2 separate regions of the Homo sapiens genome follow, and region 1 is linked to region 2. Evidence: chromatin contacts called from ENCODE Hi-C or POLR2A ChIA-PET data. All regions are on one chromosome and are shown on one strand. Each heading gives the region's core, a stretch centred on a gene start or an enhancer-like site at or near the end of the contact. The rest is flanking DNA. Distances are from core to core; before and after follow the strand shown.

Region 1 (5,389 bases), core at 99-2,598, 110 kb before region 2:
GCCTCCAGGAAACGGAAGGCTTGGTGGCAGAAGTGGCAGCTGGCAGGGCAGAGGGACACCCAGATCGGGCAGGAGCTGCAGCACTGGGAGAAGGAAGGACTATGAGCTCATCAAGTGTCAGGGCCTGTTTGATGAATACCCAGGGATGGAGGAGCAGTCGCTCAGCAGCGTGTGCCCTGGGCATGAGTGGGGCCCCTGGGGGCCTGGCACAACAGGGGAGGTGGCCCCGGGCCTGACACTCCCTGCCTGCCAGAGCTGCAGTTTGGGTTCATCACCATCTTTGTGGGAGCCTTCCTGCTGGCACCCCTGTTCACTCTGCTCAACAACCGGGTAGAGATTGGACTGGACGCCCACAAGTTCCTGTGCAAGTACCAGCGACCAATGGCTGGGCGCGGCTGGACATCTGGATCTGACTGCTCCTGCTGGAGGCCATGGTACACCTTGAGGTCACCGTGAATGGGAGTGAGGTAGATGAAGGGAATACAGGGGCAGGGGGCGGGGGAGATGGAGCTCAGAGACTGGGGAAGGGGGTTCAGGAATAGGGAAATACAGGGCTGGAGAAGGAAATCCGGGTCAGAGTTTGGGAAATAGGGGAGAGGAGGCTAGGATCCCGGGCCAAAGGCTCATCCTGCCACGGGAGGGGGTCTGGATCCGAGTTGGGGTGAGTTAGGGGGTTGGGCCCTGAAGGCCCTCTGGCTCTGCAGGCTTTCGTCTCGCCTTCATCTCGGACTTCTGCCGCATATCCCGTAACAGTACGAACACCACACCCAGCTGCACGGATTTGTGAATTTCACGCGGGCACCCGCGCCCCATGCCCACCTGGCCCAGAGCAAACACACTCTGCCCTTCAGGCTGGGGAGGAGGGGCGCGGCGGGAGGGGCGGGGCCCTGAGCTTTGGTGGGCGAGGCCTTCCTGGGAAGGGCGTGGCGCTGAGCCTTGGTTGGCGGGACGCTGAGGCGGGAGGGGCAGGGCTGTCTGGGAAGCACGGCGCTGAGCCTTGGTGAGGGAGGCCGGCCTGGGAGAGGGCGGGTGCTAAGCTTTGGTGGGCGGGGCCTGTCTGGGAGGGGCAGGTGCTGAGGAGGGAGGGGCGGGGCCTAGCTGGGAAGCCGGGAGCCGAAACTGGACGGGTGGGGTGGTGCCTGGCTGGGGTGCAGTGAGCTGATTCTGCCCCGGACAAATGCGCGGAGCCGGCTAGGGTACTGGCTGAACGGGCAGGGCCAGATTCTAGGGAGAAGGAGGGGAGGAAATGCGGGGTTCGGAGTCGAGATCCGAGAGCCTCTCCAGACCCCGCAACCCAGATACAAGGCCTCTCGCGACGTGGGGGTGAACCTCGCCCTCTTCTACTGGAAGCTGCTGGCTGTGCATGTGCATCTGGGTTTCATTATCGCCTTCGAGGTAGGCTCAGCCATCTGTCTTGGACAGACTTGGTTCCAAGTTCAGGCTCTGCCGCCGACCGGCTGGAAATTGGGATATATTATATAATAGGATCTACTTCATAGGGTCGTTATGAAGGTTCGGTGTCAAGCATTTGCACTGTGCCTGGCATGTTGTAGGTGCTCAATGAATTAATATCACAAATAATAATAACATTATCTCTTGGCAAGAGAAAGGAGAAACGAGAGGAAGCACTCTCCCACCAGCTTTGCTCTTTTACAAGCCCTGCCCTGACGTGGTTCCTAGTGTTAAGGGGTTCGAATCATACCTCTATGTCTTTGGGCAAATGGCAACCCCTTTCTGCTTCTGTTTCTTCGCTTGTGGAGTAGAAATTACCCCCAGCTCATAGAGTTGTTGTGAGGATTAAATGAATTCATATCCGGAAAACCTTCAGGTTAGGGTTTGGCTCAGGGTAAGCGCTCCATGAGTTAAGATCGCTAAGGCAATCATTCTCTCTTTTTGGCCCCCTTCTCCCCAGAATGTAGTGTTCTTCTTCCTGTGCCCCAACGACCGGCTCGTGCCCGATGTGCCAGCCCTGGCTACCAAGATAACTGCGCGAGCGCTACCTGGCCAAGCAGGCGGTGGCAGACAACCGGGAGACGCTGTTTCAGTCAGCAAGGCAGGCGGACCCCGGCCCCACCCGCAACATAATGACCATAATGACCACGCCCCTTGGCCTGCCCTCAAGCTTCAGCTCAGCCCTCTCTAGTTCAGCACTCTCTAGCCCCGCCCCCTTATTTGGCCTCATCCATTGGAGGGATTGGCTGGACTCCCTGTAGTTTCCGCCTGTTCCCGCCCATCATTAAGCTCCGCCCCCGCCAAGCCCCCTTTTCTACTTTATCTGCAAGCTGGGGTTGGGGGCTCTGCTCTGGAGTGCCAGCCTGCTCAGCCTGACCAAGCTGTGCTCTATGTCCGCACAAGGGACGCAGGGGCGTCCAGGACGCAGGGGCGAGTGAGGCAGGGCTGCCCTTCCAGGACCCTAGGTTCCCCAGGATGCTCCTCCTATTGGGGTCCTCTGGCTTCCAGTTACGCATCTGGGCAGTGTCCCAAGGCCGGTCCGGGAGTTGGATGAGAGGATTGGAGTTCCCTGGAGACCTCCAGACCTGCACTGCTACCCTTCCGTGTTCTTGCCTCCTGGCCTCTGTGCAATGCTGACAATAAACCTGTCTCTGCGTCCCAGACTGCCACCTCTCCACGGCCACCTGGTCCCCACCCACACGGTGCAGTGTCTCCTCACTATGTGGCAATGCTCTAGGGAGCCAAAGTGAACATGGGGGAGCAGAGGGACCCTAATGACTCTGAACTTAATGGCTGTCGGTTGGCAGCTAAGGAAAATACTTTGGGGCCGGGCGCGGTGGCTCACGCCTGTAATCCCAGCACTTTGGGAGGCCGAAGAGGGTGGATCACCTGAGGTCAGGAGTTCGAGACCAGCCAAACCAACATGGAGAAACCCCGTCTCTACTAAAAATACAAAACTAGCCGGGCGTGGTGGCGCATGCCTATAATCCCAGCTACTCGGGAGGCTGAGGCAAGAGAATTGCTTGAACCCGGGAGGCGGAGGTTACGGTGAGCCGAGATTGCGCCATTGCACTCCAGCCTGGGCAACAAGAGCAAAACTCCATCTCATAAATAAATAAATAAATAAATAAATAAATAAATAAATAAATACTTTGGGGGACTAGGGCATGGGCCATGAAACCTCTGCTGTGTATTCCGAGCCTGTAGTGTAAGAATAATAAGACCAATAAGAGTTTAGTTAGGTCAGCCGAGACACCCCGGATTACACTTTCACACACTTTTCACCACGAGACCCTCCTAAAAGCCTGGTGAGGCAGTACCAGGCAGTGGTGAAGGACTCAGGTTGGTGGTGGGGTCAGACAGACCTGGGTTTCTTTTCTTTTTTTTTTTTTTTTTTTGAGATGGAGTCTCGCTCTGTCACCCAGGCGGGAGTGCAGTGTTGTGACCTCAACTCACTGCAACCTCTGCCTCCCCACCTCCGTGGTTCAAGCAATTCTCCTGCCTCAGCCTTCTGAGTAGCTGGGATTACAGGTGTGCGCCACCACGCTCGGCTAATTTTTGTATTTTTAGTAGAGACAGAGTTTCACCATGTTGGCCAGGCTGGTCTCAAACTCCTGACCTCGTGATCCGCTGGCCTCAGACTCCCAAAGTGTTGGGATTACAGGTGTGAGCCCCTGTGCCCAGACTATTTTTGTGTTTTTAGTAGAGACAGGTTTCACCATGTTAGCCAGGCTGGTCTAGAACTCCTGACCTCAGGGGATCCACCTACTTTGGCCTCCCAAAGTGCTGGGATTACAGGCGTGAGCCACCACGCCCGGCCAGACCTGGGTTTCAATACTAGTCCTGCCCCTTATTAGCTGTGTGACAAGTTATTTAATCTCTCAAACCTTAATGTCATCTGTAAAATAGGGACTTCATAGAACTGATGAGAGATTTCAAAGGGATAATGCTCATGACTTAACTTGTTAAGTTGGCCCCCCATATCCTCAGGTTCTGCATCCTTGGGTTCAACCAACAATGCATGGAAAATGAAAATAAAAACAAAAAATAACAAAAATAATGACAATAAAAAATAATGCAAATAAAAAACATTACAGGATAACAACTATTTACATAGCACTTACACTGTATTAACGTGTTATAAGTAATCTAGAATTGATTTAAACTGTACTGGAGTGCCGGGCGTGGTGGCTCATGTCTATAAATCCAGTACTTTGGGAGGCCAAGGCTGGTGGATCGCCTGAGCCCAGGAGTTTGAGACTAGGCTGGGCAACCTGGTGAGATCCCATCTCTACAAAAAATACAAAAATTAGTCAGGTGTGGGGGTGCACACCAGTGGTCCCAGTTACTCAGGAGGCTTAGGTGGGAGAATCACCTGAGCCCAGGAGGTCGACGAGACTGCAAGTGAGCCCTGTAATTGCACCACTGTACTCCAGCCTGGATGACAGAGTGAGACCCTCTCACTTGAGGACATTTTATTTTATTTTTTGACAATAAATACATAAAATAGACTGGGTGCGGTGGCTCACGTCTATAATCCCAGCACTTCGGGAGGTTGAGGCGGGTGGATCACTTAAGGTCAGGAGTTCAAAAACCAGCCTGGCCAACATGGTGAAACCCTGTCTTGACTAGAAACAAAAAAAATTAGTAGGGTGTGGTGGCATGCGCCTGTAATCCCAGCTACTGGGGAGGCTGAGGCAGAAGAATTGCTTGAACCTGGGAGGCAAAGGTTGCGGTGAGCTGAGATCCCACCACTTGCTCCAGCCTGGGTGACAGAGCAAGACTCCATCTTAAAAATAAATAAATAAATAAATAAATAAATAAATAAATAAATAAATAAAATAAAATAAAATAAAATTTACTGGAGGATGTACAAAGGTTATAGCAAACACTATGACATTTTGTATAAGGGACTGGAGCAGCCATGGATTTTCGTATGGGAGGGTTCTAGAACCAATTCCCCACAGATTCTGGGTACCAAGGGACAACTGTACTCACCTGATAAGTGGTAGCAGTATCTACCTGACAGGGTCATGGTGGAGATTAAATGAGTAAATACATGTGAAGTGCTCAGGACAGTGCCTGGCACCTAGTAGGTGAACAATAAGTTAGCTTCATGACTATTAGTCTGTGTACACATCTGCATATTAATATTAGGTGCCTGGCAATTGCTGGTAGCTCAAACAGATGGCAGGTAGAATTAGGGGAAAATGCAGCTTCCCATTCCACAGGGTTGGGAAGATTGCATGCCGGGCATAGAGCATGCCCTTCTTATTGGAGGCAGTTTGACTTGGCTATTTGGCTTGGTTTATTGAGGGCTCAATTGGTATAGTCTGGGAAGGCTTCATGGTGGAGGCGGCCACTGGAGATGGTGGGGCAGGTCATTCCAGGCCGTGGGAAAGGATGGGGATTTGCAAGCAGTGGCTGTACTAGATGA
Region 2 (5,977 bases), core at 458-2,957:
AAGAAGGTGTGGAGGCCCAGAGAGCAGGGGTTGCCCAAGGCCACAGAGCCTGACTGGGCACGGACCAGAATCAGGGAAGGCTGGTGAAGGCCACCTAAGTGCTCTGGTGGGGCCGCACCACCAGCTCAGCCCAGGGCAGGAAGGAGAACTGGCCTCCCCGGTGATGGTGGCACCCTTTGTATAGATGAGAACACTGAGACTCCAAGAAGAGAGGCCCAGGGTCACCCAGAGGAGCAGAGTGAGAATTAAAGCTCCAGTCCATGGGTAGGGAGGGGGACAGTGAGCCCCCAAGTCTCCCCCTGGGCACTACAGACCCAGCACAGCCCCAGGCCTCAGCTGGAGACTGCTCGGTGCTCAGGCCCGGCTGCTGCCCTGGCCTTGACCCCTGAGTGGGGGAGCTGCCCCTCCTGCCACAGCCCTGCCGGACTCTGCCCAGACACCTCAGGAATGCAGGGGGAGGGGGACTCAGAGAAGAGGGACCTGGGATCCGGGGTGGATGGAACAAAGAAGCCATGTATCTGGGCTCTCTCTGCACCCCCAGCTGGACCACAGTTGGCAGAGGGAGGCCCCCAGGGGTGGCTCAGGCACGTGCCATCGTGTGCTGTGTGACCCTTGGGATGCAGCTGCCCATCTCTGGTTTCCTGGGATGCAAAGTGGAGTTCCAGAGCCTGGGCTCTAAGGCAGAGGAGCCTGTTGAAGCTCTGAGGTTGGGGCTTCTGGCAGAGGGAGGAAAGAAGTGGGGGCCCAGCCCTGTGGTGGGCTCCTCTGCCTGCCTCCTCCCGCAGCCTCAGGAATCGCCTTAATTACAGTGTCAGCCTTGCTGCGCTTCCTGCCATAAACCCAGGAATCTAAATTAGAAGGCAGGAGGTCGGCTCCCCCTTCCCTCTGACCCCCCAAGTCTGCCGGGAAGTTCTCCTGGAGACAGGCTGCCAGCAGGAGCCAACCTCAGAGGGAGACTAGGGAGGCCCAAGAGCCTAGAGGAGGGTGGGAGGCTGTCCACAGAATCTTCATACCTGTCACTGTCCAGTGCCCGCTTTGTGCCAGCAATTCTGCAGAACCGATGTAAAGGTTCCTGTTGACAGAGGAAGAAACTGAGGCATGTGCCCAAGGTCTCCCAGAGTGATGGTGGCTGAGCTGGCTGGACCCGTGTCTCTGGGTCTCTGGCCAGGGCTGGCTGCCTTTGCAGAAGGCAGACTAGCTTGTGGGGGCAGAGGAGATGGCCCGTCCACCTGGGGCAGGGTTAGGGGACCCTGAGCCATGAGTAACCCCCAGCCCCAGGGGGAGATGGGAGGGAGGCTGGCAAGAGGGAGTGGGCCGAGTGTGTCTGAGCAGAGAGCTTGATTTCCGCAAGCCCTGCCTGGGCTGCCTGCTGTGGTTCTGCTCACTCCTCCCTGGGACCTGACTAGATGCGCCAAGCCTGCACGGAGGCCAACCGTGGGCAGGGCCACGTCAGATTCAGAGAAACCCAGCCAGGGACCCCTGTGCACGGGTCTGAGCATATGAGAGTGTGTGTTGGTGTCCCTGGGCGTGTGCGCCTGTAAGTGTGTTTCCATATGTATATGAGTGTATGTGTCACTGTGTCTTTGTGGGAGTGTGTGCTTTTGTGTGGATTTGTGTGTGACAGTGAGTGTGTGTGTGTGTGTGTGTGCACGTGGTGGGGAATGAGGTCATCTGGGCAGAAGGGAGCTGAGCTTGTCCAAACCACTGGAGACACTGAGGGAGAGAGACAGACTCGGGAAGGGGGGCAGTGGGTGATGAGGCTGGAGAGACCAAGACTGAGGCTGAGGGAGGGAAAGAGATCAAGGCAGAGAGGACAGATGCAGCCAAGGACCGGGCAGGGGACGAGGTAGGGGTGAAGCAGACAGACAGACAGGCAGACAGGATGATGGAGGATAAGGGGGCAGATAAGGTGGGAGACAAGGAGAGGCCCAAGAGAGGCCCACAGAGAGCATGTTTGAGAGAGGGGGTGCCAGACACAGTGGCTCATGCCTGTAATCCCAGCACTTTGGGAGGCTAAGGCGGGAGGATCACTGGAGCACAGGAGTTCGAGACCAGCCTGGGTAACAGAGTAAGACCCTGTCTCTACCAAAAATAGTTTTAAAGAGTACGTGCCTGTAGTCTCAGCTACTCTGGAGGCTGAGGTGGGAAGATTGCTTGAGCCTGGGAGTTCCAGGCTGCAGTGAGCTGTGATTCAGAATGAGACCCTGTCTCAAAAAATAAAAAGTTTGAGAAAGAGGGATCCAGAGACCCAGAGAGCTGAGAAGAGGGAAGATGGGCCTCCAGAGGGGAGGGCAGCTGTTCAGTTGAAGGGGCTTCCCGACTCCCCTACCCTGAGTGGGAGATGGAGGGAGGACCCTTTATGGTTATTTTTATTTCGGGTTGAGGGCAGTTTCTGGAGACCCCGATACCTGCATCCCAGCGGGGGTCTACCTAGGGAGCAAAGGCTCAGGGGGGGCCAGGGTTGGCCCCTGGGTGGCCCCCCAGGCTTGGAGTGGATCGGGGAGGGAGCCCTGGGGGCCCTTCAAAAGGAGCTGCAGTGGAGGGGAGGCCAGTACAGAGCCCCCATCTGGGCAGGGCTAGGGCAAGGGTGAGGTGTCCCCTTCTCCTCAGTCACGTCCCCGACCCTCTTTGATCTTCCCATGTTCTGACCCCTGGAAGGAGCTTGCCAGGCCCCACTGGCCCTATGACCTGCCCACCTTATTATCCATGCTCTCCCCAACCCTGTGGTCTTCAGCCAGGGGCAATAACCCACCCCACCAACCACCCAGGGGACATTTGGCTCTATCTGGAGACACTTTTCTTTGTTACAGTTGGAGGGATGTCACTGCTGGTATCTGATGGGCAGAGGCCAAGGAAGCTATAATCGTTCTGCAACAGAGAATTTTCTGGCGCACTCACCTTTCTTTTGTTCCTAGCACGTGTCATGCATGGCATGTTCATTTCTGCCTCAGGGCCTTTGCACTTGCTGTTACCTTTGGCCGGTATGCCCTTCCCCGCAGATCATCACACAGCTGCTTCCTTCCTATTTTTTGAGAATCTGCTCAAAATCCCCTCCTCAGAGCGGTTTTCCTGATACCCCCAGCCTGCCTGCACTCTCTATCCCAAACCTCTGGTTCTTTCCTTTGCAGCACTCATCCCCACATCGTGAGAATCTTGTTAATTCATTTAGATCCTTATTTACAGTTTGTCTACCCTCCACTTGGCTCTGAGCTCCATGATGGCCAGGGACTTTGGCTCTCGGCAGTACCCGCACACACAGTATTGAGTGACACGATTGAGACCTCACTTAGAACAGCCAGGAAGCTTTGCTTAGGAGACTTTGCTTGTTAACTAGTTTCAGTCCTGTGAGGCATGCACTGTAGTTGTGCTCATTTCACAGATGGGGAAACTGAGGTTCAGAGACAGCAAGTCATTTGCCCAAAGTGACAGCTAGTCAATGCCTGAGGTGGGATTTATGCCCAGGCGGGCTGACTCCAGGTTCACTCCCTAACCACCACACAGCACCAGGTTCACTCTCTAACCACCACAGAGAGTTGAATATATGTCTCGCCACCAGAAAGCACGTCCTGCAACCCAGGCCCCTGTCCCTCCCTCTCCCTGGAAAAGCCTCCCCACTCTGGGCCTGAAGCTCTGTTCTCAGCAGAGCTGTGGCTTCCAGAAAGAAGGGGGGGCCTCTTCACTCCAGATCAGCAGGGAGCTAAGGCTCTTGTTGGCAGGTCCCTACAATGAGGAGACTTGGGGATCCAGGTGTAGGGAGGGAGCCCCAGGTCTTAGTCACCTCAGTGGGGCTACAACCACTGAGTCACTGCTGACTCTCCCAGGCACTGGATACAGCAGCTTGTGACAGCCCTGCCCTCCTCCAGACCCAGAGCTGAGCAGGAGAGGCCTGGAAAGAAGCAGGCCCCTTCCTCATGCCCCCTGGGTGGAGCAGGGTAGGTTGAGCACTGGAGTGAGTCTGAGGGCTGTGCTAAGTCCTGCACGGGGACCTGGAGTAGCTAAGGAGGGCCCCACTCTCCCCAAGGCTAGCCTCAAACTCCTGGACTCAAGCAATCCTCCCATCTCAGCCTCCCAAAGCACTGGGATTACAAGTATGAGGCTCCATGTGTAGCCTCCCCAAAACTTCTTTTCCTGTCCTTGTCTTGCTGTCCCTTGAGGCCAGGAGTTCAAGCCTGCAGTGAGCTATGACCATGCCACTGCACTCCAGCCTGGGCAACAGAGCAAGACCTTGTCTCTAAAAAAAAAAAAAAAGTTTTGGGGAGACTGGGACAGGACCGTGCAGCTGGTGGGAGAGTCACGGAGATACCAATGCCAGGCAGAGGGGCAGAAGGGGATGAAAGGGGATAGTCTGTGGGCTCTGGGCTGGCAGGGGCCTTCTGGCTGGGAACGGGGTCAGCAAACAGCTCTGGGCCAACTTCCAAGCTCCTCCCCATCTCAGAAAGAAAGGGCTGCCCAGTTTGCACCCACAGCTTCCTGGTGAGCACTTCCTGATGTCCCTACTGTGACCCCTCCCCCATTTTGGTTGCTGTTCTTTACTGGGGGCCACCATATTGGCCAGGCTGGTCTCAAACTCCTGGCCTCAAGTGATCTGCCTGCCTTGACCTCCCAAAGTGCTGGGATTACAGGCGTGAGCCACTGCACCCGGCCTGTGAGCCATTATTCCTATTAGCTAGCATCATCTCTGAGGATTTTTATAAAATTGAGATATAATTCACATTCCATAATATTCATCCTTTTAAAATATACACAACAGTGTTGGGAGCAGGCCCCCCAAAATCTGGCCATAAACTGGCCCCAAAACTGGCCATAAACAAAATCTCTGCAGCACTGTGACATGTTCATGATGGCCATAAAGCCCATGCTGGAAGGTTGTGTGTTTACTGGAATGAGGGCAAGGAACACTTGGCCCGCCCAGGGCAGAAAACCGCTTAAAGGCATTCTTAAGCCACAAACAATAGCATGAGCGATCTGTGGCTTAAGGACATGCTCCTGCTGCAGTTAACTAGCCCAATATATCCCTTTAATTTGGCCCATCCCTTCTTTTCCCATAAGGGATATTTTTAGTTAATTTAGTATCTATAGAAACAATGCTAATGGCTGGCTTGTAGTTAATAAATACATGGGTAAATCTCTGTTCGGGGCTTTCAGCTCTGAAGGCTGTGAGACCCCTGATTTCCCGCTTCACACCTCTATATTTCTGTGTGTGTGTCTTTAATTCCTCTAGCGCCACTGGGTTAGGCTCTCCCGGACCGAGCTGGTCTCAGCAAGTGGTGCCCAACATGGGGCTCGAATCCAGGTCGAAGGGTCACCAGAGCGATGGTTGAAATGGAAAACTAACTGGAGGACACCCGAGTACTCTTAAAGCAATCCCCGTGGTGAGTAAGAAGGGGAGCTCGGAAGCATCAGGGTAACAGTGGTACAAGTGTGGGGTGTGGTTCGTTCCACCTTGGAACTTTTTCACACTGATGATGAGGAGGAAGGAGAGTATGGCGAAGTAACAGAAGAGGTTACAGAGCATGTTTATTTACCAGCTAAAGCTAAACGGCAAAGGAAGGAGAGGTTCATCCTTACCCTTCTGCACCCCCTCCTTATTATTTGGAAGAAAAAGACCCTCCTGATCTTTCTTTTCCAGAGGACACTGGGCAAAAAGTAGTTGCCCCAGTGACTGTTTGAGCAGCACCTCAAGTGACTGCTCTTAGTTCTATTCAGGCAGGAATTCAGCAAGTTAGACGAGAGGGTGATTTAGAGGCTTGGCAGTTCTCTGTTAGAATACACCCCCCAGATCAACAGGGAAATATTATAGCTACATTTGAGCCTTTTCCTTTTAAATTACTCAAAAAACTTAAACAAGCTGTAAATCAGTATGGACCAGGTTCTCCTTTTGTAATGGGGCTGTTAAAGAATGTTGCTGTTTCCAGTCGGATGATTCCTACTGACTGGGACACTCTTACTCGAGCTTGTCTAACTCCTGCTCAGTTCT

Evidence for each region. A loop is a pair of places that touch in the nucleus more often than their neighbours do. ChIA-PET counts read pairs that join two places held with the same protein, here RNA polymerase II (POLR2A). Pooled maps may share reads with other maps.
Region 1: a pooled map shows a loop between it and region 2 (1.8-fold over the local background). The contact joins two enhancer-like sites. A Hi-C loop is called at or near these places in 2 of 168 maps with a recorded cell type or tissue (astrocyte of the cerebellum and endothelial cell of hepatic sinusoid) and 2 of 50 pooled maps. POLR2A ChIA-PET finds 5 or more read pairs at or near these places in 1 of 52 experiments (H1).

What each region holds. Positions count from the first base shown.
Region 1 is chr1:16,213,133-16,218,521 of GRCh38, reverse strand. It overlaps the pseudogene ANO7L1. Among named protein-coding and RNA genes, the nearest start is that of ARHGEF19, 3.2 kb to the right of the region's middle. RefSeq lists silencers at 792-891, 1,032-1,141, 2,259-2,308 and enhancers at 1,484-2,180, 5,368-5,389. Within about 2 kb of position 1,348, at least 19 of the 41 ENCODE cell types and tissues checked have a DNase peak (open chromatin) inside an H3K27ac peak, as active enhancers do.
Region 2 is chr1:16,107,586-16,113,562 of GRCh38, reverse strand. No RefSeq gene overlaps it. Among named protein-coding and RNA genes, the nearest start is that of FAM131C, 37 kb to the right of the region's middle. Within about 2 kb of position 1,707, at least 2 of the 41 ENCODE cell types and tissues checked have a DNase peak (open chromatin) inside an H3K27ac peak, as active enhancers do.